2 separate regions of the Mus musculus genome follow, and region 1 is linked to region 2. A link is a loop called in an ENCODE intact Hi-C map of the cell type or tissue named here. Cell type or tissue: left cerebral cortex. All regions are shown on one strand. Links, peaks and the distances in the headings refer to the core of each region. The heading gives the core; the rest is flanking DNA. Region 1 overlaps Zfp78 (zinc finger protein 78). Region 2 overlaps Usp29 (ubiquitin specific peptidase 29).

Region 1 (8,340 bases), core at 114-8,113, 400 kb before region 2:
CAGTTAAGAGCACTGGCTGCTCTTCCAGAGGTCCTGAGTTCAATCTCTAGCAACCACATGGTGGCTCACAACCATCTGTCATGGGATCTGATGCCCTCTTCTGGTGTGTGTGTAGACAGGGACAGTGTACTCATATAAATAAATAAATAAATCTTTTAAAAAATAATATGTACCTGCTGCCGGGCGTGGTGGCACACACCTTTAATTCCAGCACTTGGGAGGCAGAGGCAGGCGGATCTCTTGAGTTAGAGGCTAGTCTAGTCTACAGAGTGAGTTTCAGGACAGCCAGGGCTAAACAGAGAAACCCTGATTCAAAAAATGAAACAAAAATGTATATGTGACTATATGGAGGTATGTTCATTGAGTGTAGTTGCATGCACAACAGGGTCTTAAATCTCCTGGGGCTGCAGTTACAGGTGTTGCTGAGCTGCCAGGGGCTGTAAATTGAACCTAGGTCTTCAAGAACAGCATGTTCTCCCAAGCACTGAGACATCTCTTTACACTGATCTCCTAGCAGGCTATTTTCTCATTTATTACTGTGATGGCCCTTTAAAAACACCAAGCCAAGTTCTTGCCCTTCCTCCACTCCATAAGAAACAGTATAATTGCTGAGGGTTGACTGTTGACAGCTGGCCACCAGACTATTCCAGAGTTTTATGCAGTCTATCATAAGATAGATATCAAATGTGTTTGATTTTTTATTTTGTAGTTGCATCAAATTTAAGGAGCGGACTTAGGAATCCAAACAACCAAAACATGGCCTATTTTTGTGTCTTTTTTTTTTTTAATGCAGGAGCTTGCATTTCCAAACCATCTCTAATCTCCTTATTGGAACATGGGAAGGAGCCTTGGGAGGTGAAGGGTCAGGTGACAGGAAGCAGAGTACAAGGTGAGAAGTCAAGAAGCAGATTGAAAACCGTTTCTAGGGAATGGCTCTGCCATCTATCTTCAGAGGTCCTTACCTGGGCTGAGGCTGCCCAGAAACTCTTCCTAAGCCTTGCATCCCGGGTGTGAGCTGACGTTTCCTTGCTTGGCATGGATTCCTCCCTTCTACGTCCTGCTTGTGTCTTCTGCTTTCCTCTTGTCTCTGTAGTAAGTCATTGTATACAGAGGAGGATGTCCTGCTTCTGCTTCCATTGCTGGGATGAGGTGCCCTGACCAGAGTGGCCTTAAGGGGGACAATGTTTATTTCAGCTGCAGTTGCACATGGTAGTCCATCATTGTTGGGAATTCATATTGGCAGGACATTGAAACAGCTAGCCACAGAGCAGAGAGAGTGGAAGCATGCTTGCCTGCTATGAAGCTAGCTTTCTCTACTCATATACAATCCTGTTGTTTTAAAGACAAACATTCAATTTTACCAATGAAGACTCCAGCTGGATGCTGGGGTGACAGACAGTTTGCTAGCCCAGAGAGGCAGAGAAAACACCCAGCTGACCTTCCTATTCATTGATGCCCCAGAATGAAAAAGCCTCTTTCTCCTTCTCCATGTTGTCTTAAAAAATACCATTCTCGGGCTGGAGAGGTGGCTCAGTGGTTAAGAGCACTGGCTGCTTTTTCAGAGGTCCTGAGTTCAATTCCCAGCAACCACATGGTGGCTCACACCATCTGGAATGGGATCTAATGCCCTCTTCTGGTGTAGCTGGTGAAGACAGCTACAGTGTGCTCACATACATAAAATGAATAAATAAATCATTAAAAAAAATACCGTTCTCCTCATTGTCCCCTCCTTTCTGTTTACTTATGCTCACTCCCTGTTGGCTGGTTACTTGCTCCGCCTCCTGACTTAGGGTTGACTTTATTTAGCTCTTGGTTCAAAGGTGTGTGCTAGAGCTGAGTCACATTACAACAAGTTTTCCCAATTCACAATCTTGGAGTTCCCAATGTGATCAGATATTCTGCAACACTATCCAGGGCCCCAAAGCTGAGAATTCTGTGGCCTGTATTTAGGCTGGATCTTCCCACATCAATTCAGACAGTCAAGGTGATCCTCTGCAGACATGCTCAGGAGCCAATCTCAGCTCCATAGTCCTTTACTGAGACACCTGTTCCTAACCATCAGATAACAGCAAAACCCCATAATTTTTTTAAAGCAATCTTTTCTTAAGATCCATTCATTTATTTTATGTGTACGAGTGCTTGTTAGGTCTGCATGCATACCTGGTTGTGAGCCACTATGTGGTTGCTGGGAACTCAGAACCTCTGGAAGAGCAGACAATTGAGCCATCCCTCCAGCTTCTAAACCCCCATATTAAAAGGCCCGAAAAGTGATGCTCTTCCTATGTTGTTGAAAGTGAGAGAATGAAGAAAAACCCCTTACTATGAAACCTGAGTTGTGTGAGAAAGAGTTTGGTGTACTGAGACACAAACACATAAAGGTTTACTTAGGAGCACTGTTTTCTGATGATGAAATTCTATTCGCGCACTTGCCTTTAAATCCCAAGGGAAGTCATGAAGCATCGTGTGGTGTGTGTGCTTGCTGGGACTCTCTAGAGAGTTCCAAGAAGCAGTAGTAATGAAATATATTGGTAGTTAAACTAAGTGAGCTTAACTATATATACTAATTAATCAAAAGTAGGAAACAGGAGGCTGGAAAGCTACCTCAGTGGGTAAGACTTGGGTTCCATTCCCAGCACCCACATGGCAGCTCCCAACTGTCTGCCACTCCAGTTCCAGGAGAATCTTCTGGCCTCTGTAGGCACCAGGCATGTGCATGGTGCATAGACATACATGCAGACAAATCATCCACACATATTGAATGAGTAAATAAATAAATAAATAAATAAATATTTTTAAAGGTAGGAGACATTACAGAAGTGAATTTAATTTGTATTCTGGTCAAATCAGCATTATCATTACAAATGACTTCTAGGACCTCATCTTATTCTTCATTTACTTTGTCATTTCCCCATGTTGTTCTAGATCTCTTCCCTGATGCCATATTTGTTTCCATCGCATTTTAAAAGAGGAAGGGTTTTTGTTTCTGGCCCATGGTTTCAGAGGTTTACATCTATGGTCCACTGTCTCTGTTGCTTTTGGACTGGTGGCCATGAAGAAACATGGAGGAAGGGCATGGTGGAAGAAATCTATTTAGTCATGGCAGCCAGAAAGCAAATAGAAGCCTGCCCTTGCTACTGAATTTCCTCTTTCTTTTTCTTTTATTTCAATCTCCCAGTTCATTGGATAGTGACACTTCCAGGGAAAGTGTCACCTCCCTAGTTAATGGCTTTGGAAACAACCTCACGTCTACACCCATAGGTGTGCTTTGCACCTCTATGCAGTGAAGTTATCTAGTTTTTCATCCAATAGGGTCTAGATTATCACAAAGCTCTTATTCTCAGGGACATCCTTGCACATTTCCCAGTTGAAATACTTGTATGCAATTATATGGAGTTTATCAAATCGTTGAGGATTACTCCACTTGAAGTGCTGCTTTTGTTAGATGGCAGATGATAAAGAAGACTTTGTGTTTTACATTTTCAGGTGGTAAATCTGTACAGAAGACACACGAATTATCTCTCAGGCAGTTGGTGTTTGAGGATGTGGCAGTGGAGAACACTACAAGTCTTGGTTGTGAGTCTCTCACTTCTGGAAGGAAGCAGAAATGCAAAGACCTTCTGGATAGACAGATGAGTCAAGAAATATTTAACCTGAAAGAAACAGTCACTCACAAAGGAACCCACACTAAAGAAATAGGCTACAAACACACCGAATCCTTAAAATCTGCCCATCTGGATAGTGTAGAAGAGAATATTTATACTCACAAGTCAAATAAGAAAAGCTTCTCCAAAAATCCCAAGGTATGGAAATACAAGAAAATCTGGGCAGGGAAGACCATTTTTAAATGTAATGAATGTGAGAAAACCTTCACCCACAGCTCAGCTGTTACAGTTCACCAGAGAATTCACACGGGGGAGAAACCATATCAATGCACCGTCTGCGGAAAGGCCTTCAAGCAGAGCCACCACCTGGCTCAGCACCACACAACACACACCCACGAGAAACTCTTCCAGTGTGAGGAATGTAAGAAAGCCTTCAGCCAGAATTCATACCTCACTGTACACCGGAGAATTCACACCGGAGAAAAACCGTATAAATGTAAGGAGTGCGCAAAGTCCTTCAGGCAGCCTGCCCACCTGGCTCAGCACCACAGGATTCACACGGGTGAGAAACCTTACAAGTGTGAAATCTGTGGGAAAGCCTTTAACCACAGCATGTCACTCACTGGCCACCAAAGAGTACATTCTGGAGAGAAACCATATAAATGCAAGGACTGTGGGAAAGCTTTTCGGCAGAGTATACACCTTGTTGTTCACTCAAGAATTCATACTGGAGAAGAGCCCTATGAATGTAACGAATGTGGGAAGACCTTTAGGGAGAGTTCCCAGCTGACTATTCATCAGAGAAACCACACGGGAGAAAAACCTTTTGAATGTAAGCAGTGTGGTAAATTTTTCAATAGAAGTGCCTATCTTGCCAGACATCAGAAAATCCATACAGGAGAGAAACCTTATGAGTGTAATGAATGCGGCAAAACCTTCACACATGCTGCCTATCTTATAAGACACAAGAGGGTCCATACTGGAGAGAAGCCTTACAAATGTGCGGAATGTGGAAAGGCATTTGGTGATGGCTCCTCCCGTGCTCAGCATCAGAGACTTCACACTGGTCAGAGGCCCTATGTATGTGAGAAATGTGGAAGGGCCTTCAGAAGAAAGTCATCCCTTAATTGCCACCAAAGGTATCACACTGGAAAGAAACTGTAAAAATGTGTCCCCCATGGCAAACCCTTTAGCCGCCTACGAACCTGTAGCGTTCATCAGAGAATTTAGCTTTCAACCAGATTGTTCACTGTACTCTACATGGAAGATCTCACACAGGTCAAAGAGCTCTTAGGAATGTAAGGGATGGGGAGAAATCTTCAGTAAATGTTCCTAAACCACCCATCATTGGTGAGTTCTTGATGCAGTCATCTCAGGCATCCCTCCCTGTCCTCAGGTCCTGTGCATATACCTGCTAAGTATTTCCATTTAGGTTTGGCCCCTTAGCCTCCTGATCCAAAACACAATTGTTTTGCTTGGACTTTTTCAAATGTCTGTAATCCATCTTGTTTCCTTCAAGTTTATTACTCATTTATTTTACAGTCAGAAAATTTCTTTTTAAAAATATACATGTTATTTATGTAACTCTTCTAATACTCATTGTAAAATGTTTATTTAATGCACATAAAATGTTTAGCCACATGATTGACTGTATTAAGTTTGGATGGAGAACATCCCTTCAATGATTAGGAGACACATCAGCACAGAACACAGAGAGGCCACACACAGAGGCAAAGGAACATGAGGGGGTATCCCTGAGCCAATGCTTTATTGGGCCCAGGGTTACAGATTTCCTTTGTTGAGTCGCAACAAGCAGGCATGAGTTCTGGGAGGTCATCTCAGGTGTAGAAAGTGATCATTGCGACATATGTGCCCAGTCCATCTTCAGCAGTGCATTTAAAGGGAGCAGTGAAGGCAGGCAGCCCCCTTTGACGGGTTCTTGTTCTTGGCACCAGCTTGAGCCACTTGTGGATGGTGTGATACTAGGAAGTGTCAAAGGTGACTGACCTACACCTCCAGCCTGGGAAAGTTAAAACTTCAATGAAATAGATACCAAGAGAACATAAAATGAAAGGACTTCAATACACTGACCCATAGGGGTGCTTAGAAAATGTGTTAGACCAGAAAAATTATTTCTAAACCATGGCCTCTCAAATTTGGAACTTAGGTGATGACAACAATTTAGAAACTGAAAGTGTCTTCAGGTGGAACAATTAGTATGTGTAGTGTATTTAAGATGGAAGCTTTCTAATGATCCTAAAGGTTATGTTTTCTTATTGGTAAAGAAATTAAATCTGGTCTGGTACGTAGAATCTGTTTTAGGAAGTGCCTAGAAGTTAAAGACTGGAACAAAGAATTAGAATTTATTTGGGAAAAAATACACATGTGTATATATAGTCTAGGTCACAAAAGAAACATTCTTATATTTACTAACAAGCCCCCAGCAGGCCAGTCTAGCCGAAACAGGGAGCCCCAGGCTTACCATGAGATCCTATCTCAAAATGTAAGGTGGAGGGCGACAGACTCCCAACACCGACTAATGGTCTCCACACACACGCACATGGGCAATCAAGCCTACAAATGCATATATACAAATAAATAAATAAAAGTAAAATTTGAAAGGGTGATTGTGGCTGTGTTTGGAGGCACACACATCTCATTTCAGCACTCTGGAGGTAGAGACAGATGGGTCTCTGAGTTAGAGATCAGCCAGGTTTACAGAGTTCTAGGGCAGTCAGGGCTACATAGCGAGGCCTTGGATAAAAACAAACTGAAAGATCACATGCAAGATGAGTACACACTGCAGAAATAGGAAAACAGGGGACACAAACTTCCATTCTCGTTGTTCCAGAGGACTCTGGGTGGTTTTTGTAAAGTCCATCTCATGGTAGGTTCTGTTGGACTGTATGCCTGCCTTTCCTTGTTTATCCTAAGTTCATTCTCTTCCTCTACCCCCCACCCAATTTGTTATCAAATTGCCAGGGCTGGCGAGATGGCTCAGTGGTTAAGAGCGCTTGCTGGTTTTGCAGAGGACTTGGATTTGGGTCCCAGCACCCATATAGCAGCTCACAACTGTCTGTAACCCAACTTCCAGGGGATGCTCTTTTCTGGGCTCCACAAGAACTGTAGGCACGCAATGCACACAATACATGAAGACAAAACACTCATCCACATAAAATAAAAGCAAGTCTTTCAGGGGCTGGAGAGATGGCTCAGATGTTAAGAGCAGTCTGCTCTTCCCAAAATCCTGAGTTCAATTCCCAGCAACCATATGGTGGCTCACAACCATTTATCCTGGGATCTGATGCCCTCTTCTGGAAAGCGGATGTACATACAGATAGAGCATCATTTACATAAAATAATAAACCAACCTTTCAAAAAATCTTTGTGGTGACAATGCTGCAATATTGTTTTTGCTTAAGAATTTTTTAGTATAAAATTTCCTTCTGGTTATATGAGGTGTTTGTGAAGCATAAATGGTTTTATATTTAGATGTTGGTTTCTTTTCTAAAATATTTCATTACGGTATGCACATATTTACCACTCAGAAAAAAAAATAACACTTTTGTTCTCAAACATTTTATATAAAGAATATTCTGCTTGCTCAGCGGTAGTGACACACACTTTTAAAACCAGCCCTTCCAGAGGCAGAGGCAGGCAGATCTCCGAGTTCGAGGCCAGCCTGGTCTACAGAGTGAGTTCCAGAACATCCAGAGCCACACAACACTCTCTCAGATGATAACTGAATGACAAAAATAGGCAGCTCACAGTCCTAAATGGGACATTCTTGTATACCTTCTCAAGGGTCTGGGAACATCGTATTAGACGAAGGAGAAAGAATGTAAGAGTCTGAGAATGGCAAGGAGTGCTGTGGAATGGTTTTGGGCATGTTGTGCTCATGAACTCATAGAAACTGATTACCAGCACAAGATTGCTGGTAATTACCAGCGCCGATCAATATTATAGCCATTGATAGAGGAAGGGCGTACCCCTCCACACCTAGCTGAGGAGCTATAAGCAAATGATGGCAGCTGAGAGAGTGGGAGTCATTTTTCTTTGGGGATGTGGCCTCTGGTAGATTGTTCATGTCACACTCCACTGGTATACTGGTAGGCGGCACTAACAGGGCTATATTTAAAAAAAAAGTGTGGTGGGGTGGCAAAAGGAATGTGGAAGTATTGGGGATGGTTGGGAGAGGAGATGTGTTGGATATGATCAAGATACAGTATATATACATGTATGAAACCGACAAAGAATAAACTGCGCTCCCCTCACCTCACCCCGCTTCCCCGTTTCTCTGTGTAGCCCTGACTGTCCTGGAACTCGCTCTGCAGATCAGGTTGGTCTCGAATTCTGAGATCCGGCTGTCTCTTACTCCCGGGCACTGCGATTAAAGGCAAGAGTGAACATATTAAAGAGGCACCGCAGAAGAAAACCTGGGGAAACCTGCAGACCTAAAACTTGGTAGTACATACAGAGGGGCATTTTGAACACTAGGCACTAAAGTCGAGGTGGTCTAGTGGAGAGGTGAAGATTGCAATGGCAGCAACTGAATCCCAAACTGAAAAGTACATGCAACCAGAACCACTGTGGACTTGCCAAAAGCCCGCATTGCCCCAGCCCAATTCACAGCATCCTCCAACTCCCCTTCCTCCAAACAACCTCAAATCGCGCGCCACTAGCCCTGCCGCTGCACTCGTACGCTCCAATTGTCACCAGGACTCCCAGAAGCCTCTGA
Region 2 (8,340 bases), core at 276-8,275:
GTGACATATAAAATTCCATTCTCTTGCTTTACTTATGTTTGTGTGTTTGTGTGCATATATGTGCCTGGGTGGAAGTCAGAAGATAGCTTGCTGGAGTTGGTTCTCCCCTCCCACCAGCTCATCAGGCATGGTGAGAAGCACCTTTACCCACGGAGCCATCTTCGTTCGTATCTCTCTTTCTTGCCTTTGTCTTTACGGTTTTTCTCTAAAACAGTGCCAGGCTATGCAGTTTAGGCTGTCCTGCAACTTACAATGTAACTTGGGCTGGTGTTCTAAAGCCTCAGTCTTGATGTCACTCCTTGCTAAATGCCAAGACTTAGGATGTTTGACATCACAGCAAGTTTGGACTTTATTTCAAATGAATCAATGAAGATTTAGATGCTGTTTTGACAGATTTCAGCCTCATGACATAGCCAGGCTGCAGAACTTGGGAGCCAGTTGTCAGGCCTGGTATCTCTATTAATTCTCTCCTTGCTTGCTTTCTTAAGACTTGGGCTATAGGCCTTCCATATGACCCAGCCATACCACTCTGTTCAGTTACTCACCCAAAAGAATTTAAGTCAGTATATCACACAGATACTTGCACATCAAGTTTTTTTTTTCAGCACTGTTCACAATAACTACGATGTGGGGACCAGCCTAGGTATCCATGAACAGAGATGTGGATACAGAAATTGGGAACGATCTATCTATCTATCTATCTATCTATCTATCTATCTATCTATCATCTGTCTGTCTGTCTATCTATCTATCTATCCATACATGTAGATATATGTGTGTAGATTATTTTCCATAAAGAAAAATATTTATGTTAATTGCCAGAATGTGAGTGCACTTTAAAAACAGGATTCCTAAAGTTTGTTTTTAATTATTATACAAAACATTAGGTTTCATTATGGATTTTTGAACAAAAGTTGCTTTTGTTGATTCTTCTCCCTAGCTCTTCTCCCCATCCCCCATCTCCCATCCCCCATCCCCCATCTTCTCTTGTATCTTTCCACCCTCAGTACCTCCTTTCTCCTTTCATGTCACAAGCATCCTGTTGCCCTGACATCCCCACTTGTTCACCTCCTCTTTTTCCCCTGTCCTGATCTCAGTTCTAATCCTGTAGTTTATAGCCACACTCACATGTACTCCTGTGTACACAGATCACTGTCACAAGGCAGTATCCACATACAGGAATAACAGGAGATAAGCCAGGCTCAGAAAGACTCATATTTTTTGCTTTTGTGAAGTTTCTAGATTTTAAATAGGTTTGTACAAATCATGGATGTATATGTAACATGAAAGTACAAATGAAGCTATAGAGGACAAAGGGGATTAATCCACTGAGGTGAGAAAGAATAGTATACACAGCATACAATATATACATTTATTTTATTTTTTTGATATATACATTTATGAAAAAATAAATAAAAAAGAAAATTTAAAAACAAAATGGCCTCTGAAAACCATTAAACACTTGAGATCATGGGGCCATGCCAGCATGTATCTCCTTAAAGTCTTTTCATTCCCTAGGCCTTCCCTGCCTGAGAGCCATTACCTCTATGAATCTATTCAAATGTGAATTTTAAAATTATATATATACTTATTTATGTATCTGTATGCTGTGTGTATGTGCGCACATGCACCACAGCATTCATGCAGAAGTCAGAAGGCAACTTGAATGAGTCAGTTCTTTCCTTCTACCATGTAGATCTTGGGGATCAAATCCAGGTCCTCAGGCTTCTCCAGCTTCGTGAAAAAAACCTCCCTTTACCCCCTTAACCATCTCACTTTCCCTTCTTTCCATATTTATGGAGCTTTTTCGGCTTGTTGGTGCACATGCGTTTCTCTATGACACAAAAAGCGGCAGGTTGTGAAATTCCAAGCAACGTGTCAAGGAAAGAGATATTACGTGGAAAAGTGAAAGAGACAAGGACAAACCATCTCAAAATCTACCACATTGGCCTGTCAGCTGTTTCAGGCTGAAACTCCCAGAGGAACTGTAGCCACAGGAAGGTTCATTCAGCCGGCCTCTCCCCGGAGCAACAGGCCATAAAGATCCTTTCAACCATGAAGGCTGGGACAGAGCCCTGATGACCACAGGCTGGTGACTGGGCTGCCCTGAACCTGTGTAAACACCCTGAAGTAGCCCTTATCTCCCCCTAGGCTGACGGCCCCATATATCTCCTAGCGACGGCCTGGAGTTTACTCCCCCAGTCAGAGACCCATCTGTCTTGTCACGCCTTCTCAAACATATTGCTCTCTGTCTAAAATGTGTAGAGGTACCCTGCTTCTCACATCAGATGCTGATGAAAACCCCCATGGATGTATAAAATTAATGCAGGTTTATTGTTTTTCTTCTCATACTTAGCTCTTGTATTAGTTGGGTCTCTCAATTGGACAAATCAACTAAGTTAAGAGAAGACACACTGTCTTTCTGTTACTCTGTCTCTCTGCCTCTCCTTCTCTGTCTGTCTGTTTGACACATACACACAAACAGATACACACAAACACGCACACATACACACACATACACACACACATCAGTGATGCAGATGTGTTCTGTGGACATATATTTTCCCAACTTGATGAACTAAGGACTTTAGTGGGTTGACTTACAGACGCATGAGTTGGGGGTTATTTGCAGGAGGTTTGTATGACACTGTCCCCTAATAGCAGTATCAGCATGAAGTCTCACCCCAGCAATGGTGACAATTTTCCCATGGCTGCACAGACAATCATTACCTTTTCAGTTTCTTTGCTCTGTATACTCCTCCCAAGACACTCAGACCATGTGCATCTGGGGAAGAATGTCATGCCAGGGAAGTAGGGCTAGAAAGAGTGGCTGGTACCTCTCTGAGGAATCACTCAACAGGCCCCTGTGTTGTTGAAGGTCTCTTGTAATAGTCAAGGATACTCTAATTGAGATGGTAGAGTGAGGATTCCCATTAACATCTCTTAGTTGCAAGGAAGAGAAACCATTTCAGATAGGTTCATTAGCCAGGATAGCAAGATGGACTAAGCTCATCACAATGCTACGTTTTTTAAAAATATGGTCTCATAGCCCAGGCTGGCCTCAAAGTCACAATGTAGCCAAGGAATCTTAGAACTCCTGTTCTTCTTGCTTCTGCCTTCCCAGTGCTGGCATTTCAGACAAGCCCCACTCACTCCCATGTTCATGAGGTGCTGGGAAGTGAGCCCAGAGCTTCCTGGGCAAGCTCTCTACCAATGGACCCACATCTCTACCCTGTATTGTTCTCTACTTTTTTTCTCAGTTGAACTCAGCTAGGATCTCCTCAGCTCACAGCAGGGTGACCCCTGGGAGGTCCAGCTCCACAAGCTGTGATGGTTAGTGCTAACATGAAGAACTGTCTAGATCAGGTAGGCCTCTAGGCATGTCTGTGGATTGCCTTGAGTCTGTCATTGGCATGAGAACATTCCGTCTAACAGTAAGTGGGACCAGTCCTTGTGCTTGGGTCCTGGACTGTATAGGAGGGGAGAAAGTGAATACCAGCTAGCAGGCATTAACTCATCCCTCTTTGAATATCATGCGACCAGCTGTTTCAAGTTCCTGCTTCATTGGCTTCCTACTAGGATGGATTGTTGCCTGGAGTAGTGAGCTAAACTAAATGCTTTCTTTCCAAATTACTTTTGTCCGGGCATTTTATCATAGCAATAGAAACTAAAGTATAACATAACCTTTTTAGAATCCAGAGCAGACTGCTGCTCCCACCACAAACCCCAGAGAAGCCACACCCTTCTGGGAGATACTGACAGGTGTCTCTTGAGAGCATCCTCTGAGAAGCTAACAGATTTCCAGATGCCAGTGTCTCTAGCCACGGAAGTAAGTTTACATCAAAGAAGGTACAGGGTATTGACACATCCTGCTCCCCACTCTCTCTTTTAGCTCCTGATGGGGGAATCAGTGAGCATGGCTGTGAACCCCCAACCTGTTCTCAGGAAGGACCCTCAACTCCACCACAAGGGCCTGCTTTTCTCTTCAGAATTTCTACTATGTTGTGCCTTAATGGCACTAGGGACCAGAATCTCCTGTGTTCCCACCATACTGTTGTTTATCTGTCTGCCTGTGCCATTAATACCTCTCCCAACAAACTTCTTAGCCCATAACAATCATTGTCAGTGTCCCCTTGAGAACTTTCACGCCTCAGCAAGAAGCACAGGTCGGGCTCTGGTGACCTTGGCTGGATCATGTGTGTGAGCATCCCAATCCTAGATTCAGCTAAGGACTCAGCTCTGCTGAGCTTTAGGAAATGAGAGCCAGGGAAGAAACTACCTCAGAGGAAAGCCACTAAGCATTTGGCAGGAGAAGAGGACATATGGTGTGGGATCCATCGTAGCTATTCTAAGGAAGGCCTGCTGGGGTATTCAGATGGTGGGATCCTCCTATTCAGCCCCATCGCTGTGTTTTCCCTCTTCTCTCTGATATTTTTGGTGGCACGGCAAATATTTTCTGCCTGCCTCTTTCTATGAAACACTCAGCAAAAGTGGGAGGTGAGCCACAGCTTGTACTTATTTGGGCTTTCCAAACGCGTGGCACGGTTCTGTGTGCTTTGCATCAACTCTCCTACTTGGTCCTCGCCACCCATCCTGGAAGGCCTTTTACATATTTACTATCATGCTCATTTTTACCCAGGAAGACACTAAGGACCAGAAAGGGCTTATAACATGCCTTGGGCACACAGCTAGTTGCCTGTGGGGCTGGGATTGGGGGTGGGGGGAGGCGGGGTCACTGCATAGATTCCAACCTCAGCTAACACCTGCTGTATTGTGTCTCTGAAATTTGATTCATTTTGACAGCTTTCTCATGCAATCCATGATTACGAGGAGGGTAGTCATGTACCCTCCTCGTAAGTGGTGTCTCAAATGGCAGCCATTGTGCATTAAAATCATTTTTTTTCAGTACATGGACAATTTTTTCAGTACATGCTTCACAAAAATGTATGTCTTTCCCAATGTGTGATCATGTAGGACTCTACATGGTAAAATAAATGGCCCCAACAGATTTCACTGCAAGCCTCACCCTGCCGAGGAAGGTTTTTCAGTTAATACACATGGCCAATGCATGGAACAGCAGGGGCCCCTGCTTGGCTTGGAGGACTGAGGATGACAGAGTTCTCAAACCAGTTTCAGCAAGGGTGTGTGTTGGGGGGGAGAATTTCTTGGCTCCAGGAACTGGCTGTCAGGGAGGAGAGGGTGTAGCTGTCCTGGGGTGATGGAATGTAGCCAGCAGCTGTCTCTTCTCTATTTGAGCCTGTACACTGGCAGGGCACTGTCACGCAAAGCTTCCCCATAAGAGCATGGGGATAGATGATCACTCTCAGGTCATTTATCTGTGTGAGGAAGGCCAGCTTCCTTTGCACCTAGAAGAATAGCCTTAGCTGGCCTGCTGTGGGTCATGCACTCCCAAGCCATGGCTAGCCACACAGATTGTGTATTATACTAGGCCGATCTGTGGTGGGGATACAGGTAGAGAGATATGGTCCTGGCAAATCAGGAAGATGGCTAGTTTCTCTAAGGATTAGACAACATAAACGGAACACAAACATCAAGTGCCTTCTAAATGCTGATGCTTAGAGAGTCAAAAGCAGCCACAGAAGCGTCTCCTTCTATGAAGAGTAGTGAATGCAGACACTCACAACTGCCCAAGATGCAGAAAATAAGAGACCCGTCTCAGCCTTAGGTGGCTTCTACCCCCCTCTCTAAGGCTCAGTGAACAACTTCCAGGAGAGGGAGGAGGGGAGCACATCTGAACTGAGAGATAAGAATAAACTGTGAAATGCCATTCTCTGGATTCCACACAACCATTAACTCACAGCGACTGTGAATTCCTGCGCTCTACCCCCACAAGACCAGCTCTGTCAACCATCAGTCAGGGGAGGGGGAGGCCCTCCTTTTATGTCAAAACTACTGACTATTGATAGACTCTGGGATGGGAGTGGGGATCACCATCTTTGGTTGTGTCTCCTCTGCTGAACCTGCCAGACTCCCATAGCTTCAAACCTATAGTCTCACACGTGGCCCTGATTAATCTCAGTGGGTCACAAACAACATAAATAGATATGATGTGACAGATTTGTGGGGAGGGGACAGGGCAGATAGGTTTGATAGAAAGGTTGGGGTTACAAGTACTCAGCTTGCACTACATACATGTTCAAAAGTGCTTTATTTTCCTAACAGTAAACATCTACCTTCCGCATAAAGTCTTATTCTTGTGGGGTCTGGTAGGGGGAGGGGAGAGGGGATGAGGATCTCCTTCAAGGAACAGCTAAGGTTGTTGAGGCCCCAAGTGGAGCATAAGATTGCTAAAAAGGGTAATGGTGTGACTGAGTATTTTGTGAGGTTAGAAACGTACAGAAGTCTAAGGGTCAGAGACAGAGACATCAAACATGCATTCTACCTAGGGTATATAAGCTATAGTGATGGCTGTAAGACAGGGCTCCAGAGGAAGCCACAAAGAGCTATACATTTACCTTGAGCTTGACCCTGGGGGTCCTGGTACATTTTAGGTGGGTATACCAATATAAAGTGTTCACTTAAAAAAAACAATATCACATCTATTTTTTAATTTTGTGTATATTGTCTAGGTGCATGAGCATACAGGACACTAGTGAAAGTCAGAAGACAGCGCGTGGGAGTCAGTTCTCTCTTTCCACCAGGGCTTGAACTTTAGTCCTCAGGCTTGGCAGCAAGTGCCTTTACCTTCAGCCATCTCAATGGCTACCAGTATTTTAAAGACCCACAAAATTACCTTGTGCTTTGGAAGACAACCTCAACCTCTCCACCTTGGTGCTTTTCTTCCCAGCTCCTGTAACAGTCATTAGATCCTCAGAAGTCACTATAGGTGGTTTGGGGATGAGACATACACCCTAGTTTGGACCAAATAAAGAGTATTTCCTTGGATATGCTAGAGACAATTCCTGGAAGTGAATCAGAGCTAGAGATGGACAATGAGAGATTTCTGCTGAACTTTATGAGGAGTCCATATGCAGCTACATCTGTAGTAAACGGCCTCTGGGCTTATCAGTTGTATTTCAGTAATCTTGCTCTGTCTCTCTGTCTCTGTCTCTCTGTCTCTCTCTCTTAATCTCTGTGTCTTTGTGTCTCTGTGTTTGTCTCTCTTTGTTTTGGTGTGTTTTGTGTGTGTTTCTGCATATATGATTGTGTGTGTGTATGTGTGCATGTGTATGCGTATGTGTTTACTTTAGCAATTAAGAGTTTCCATGTCGTAGAGGAAATGGCTCCAGCGGATAGAAGTTAGGCTTGTGTTTTGGAAGTGCCTTTCCTGGGATTGAAGGAAGGGGGAGGGGAAGTTAAGAAAAGTAGCAGTGCGATGCAGAACTCGAGGTGGAGTGAACTACCCATGTAATGGGGGAGATGTGTCACTGTGAAAGGTTATAACATAGATGTGTTTAATTAGGAGACTCAGGGGATGGTGAGATGGCTCAGTGGGTAAAGATGCTTGCTGCCAAGACTGACAACTTGAATTCGGTCCCCAGGACCCACATGGCAGAAGAAGATAACTTGATTTCTGAGAGATGTCCTCTATCTACCACAATTTCACTGTGGTACACACTCTCACATACATACATACATACATACATACATACATACATACATACATACATGAAAGATTAGAAAACAGAAAAGAAGTTGGAGACACATATGAGTAGATATCTGTTTTCATAAAAGCATGGTCTCTGGATATGGAGAATGAAGAAGAGGGAGGGCCAGGGATGGCTTGAATGTTTCCTGTCTGAGAGGCTCAAGGGTCCAAGGCAAGGATTTTATTTGTAATGTCTATTTCATGTATCACTGAAAGAAAAATAAACTCTAATTGGATTAAACAAAACAAGAAGAATTATATCTGTTCAGTACAAGAGCTGCAAAAGATAATGTCAAGATGTGGTCTTTATGTTTCTATCTCTGGGAACTGTTAGCTTCTAATCTGGCCTAACTCTGTCCAAGAAGCAAAGATGGCTACTAGTGTCATTGAGAATGGGTGCTGCCAGCTAAATCATCCCTGAAAACAGTGACTCTATTACAATGTAATCCCACAAACGTTCCAGATCTTTTGATGAGTCAATTCTTGAGATGGTGACTGGCCAGGCCTGGAACAGACTACTTTCCTAGATTGGAAAATGACGTCATTTCCACCTAAACCGTAGGGCTTGAGAGTAGAGGTGATCTGACTCCCCAAGTAAAATATAAAATATTAGGATAGGGGTGGGAAGAAGCAACCATTAGAGAAGGTCGATTCATTGATGACCTACATCAACATGTATAAATTCATTTTGAGAATAATGTGGGGGTACTGTCTTGTGTTGCTTTTCTGAC

The links. Peaks named below come from ENCODE experiments on the same cell type or tissue, not always from the same donor. Only the 100,000 strongest peaks of a DNase experiment are listed, where the experiment ranks them.
Region 1: a loop joins it to region 2, with 19 times the contacts of the local background. A loop is called at or near these places in 3 of 42 quality-filtered maps.

The regions. Positions count from the first base shown.
Region 1 is chr7:6,374,726-6,383,065 of GRCm38, forward strand. It overlaps Zfp78 (zinc finger protein 78), which reads left to right. Exons shown (of 5, transcript NM_001025163.1): 4 at 794-889; 5 at 3,484-7,880. The coding sequence ends at 4,766. Among named protein-coding and RNA genes, the nearest start is that of Zfp28, 4.4 kb to the right of the region's middle. In left cerebral cortex, for the core only: a CTCF peak has its summit at 6,898 (motif pointing left); a DNase peak (open chromatin) is centred at 3,896; H3K4me3 peaks cover 192 bases.
Region 2 is chr7:6,772,104-6,780,443 of GRCm38, forward strand. All of the region lies in intron 2 of Usp29 (ubiquitin specific peptidase 29), which reads left to right. Among named protein-coding and RNA genes, the nearest start is that of Mir3099, 27 kb to the right of the region's middle. In left cerebral cortex, for the core only: a CTCF peak has its summit at 4,397; a DNase peak (open chromatin) is centred at 4,403.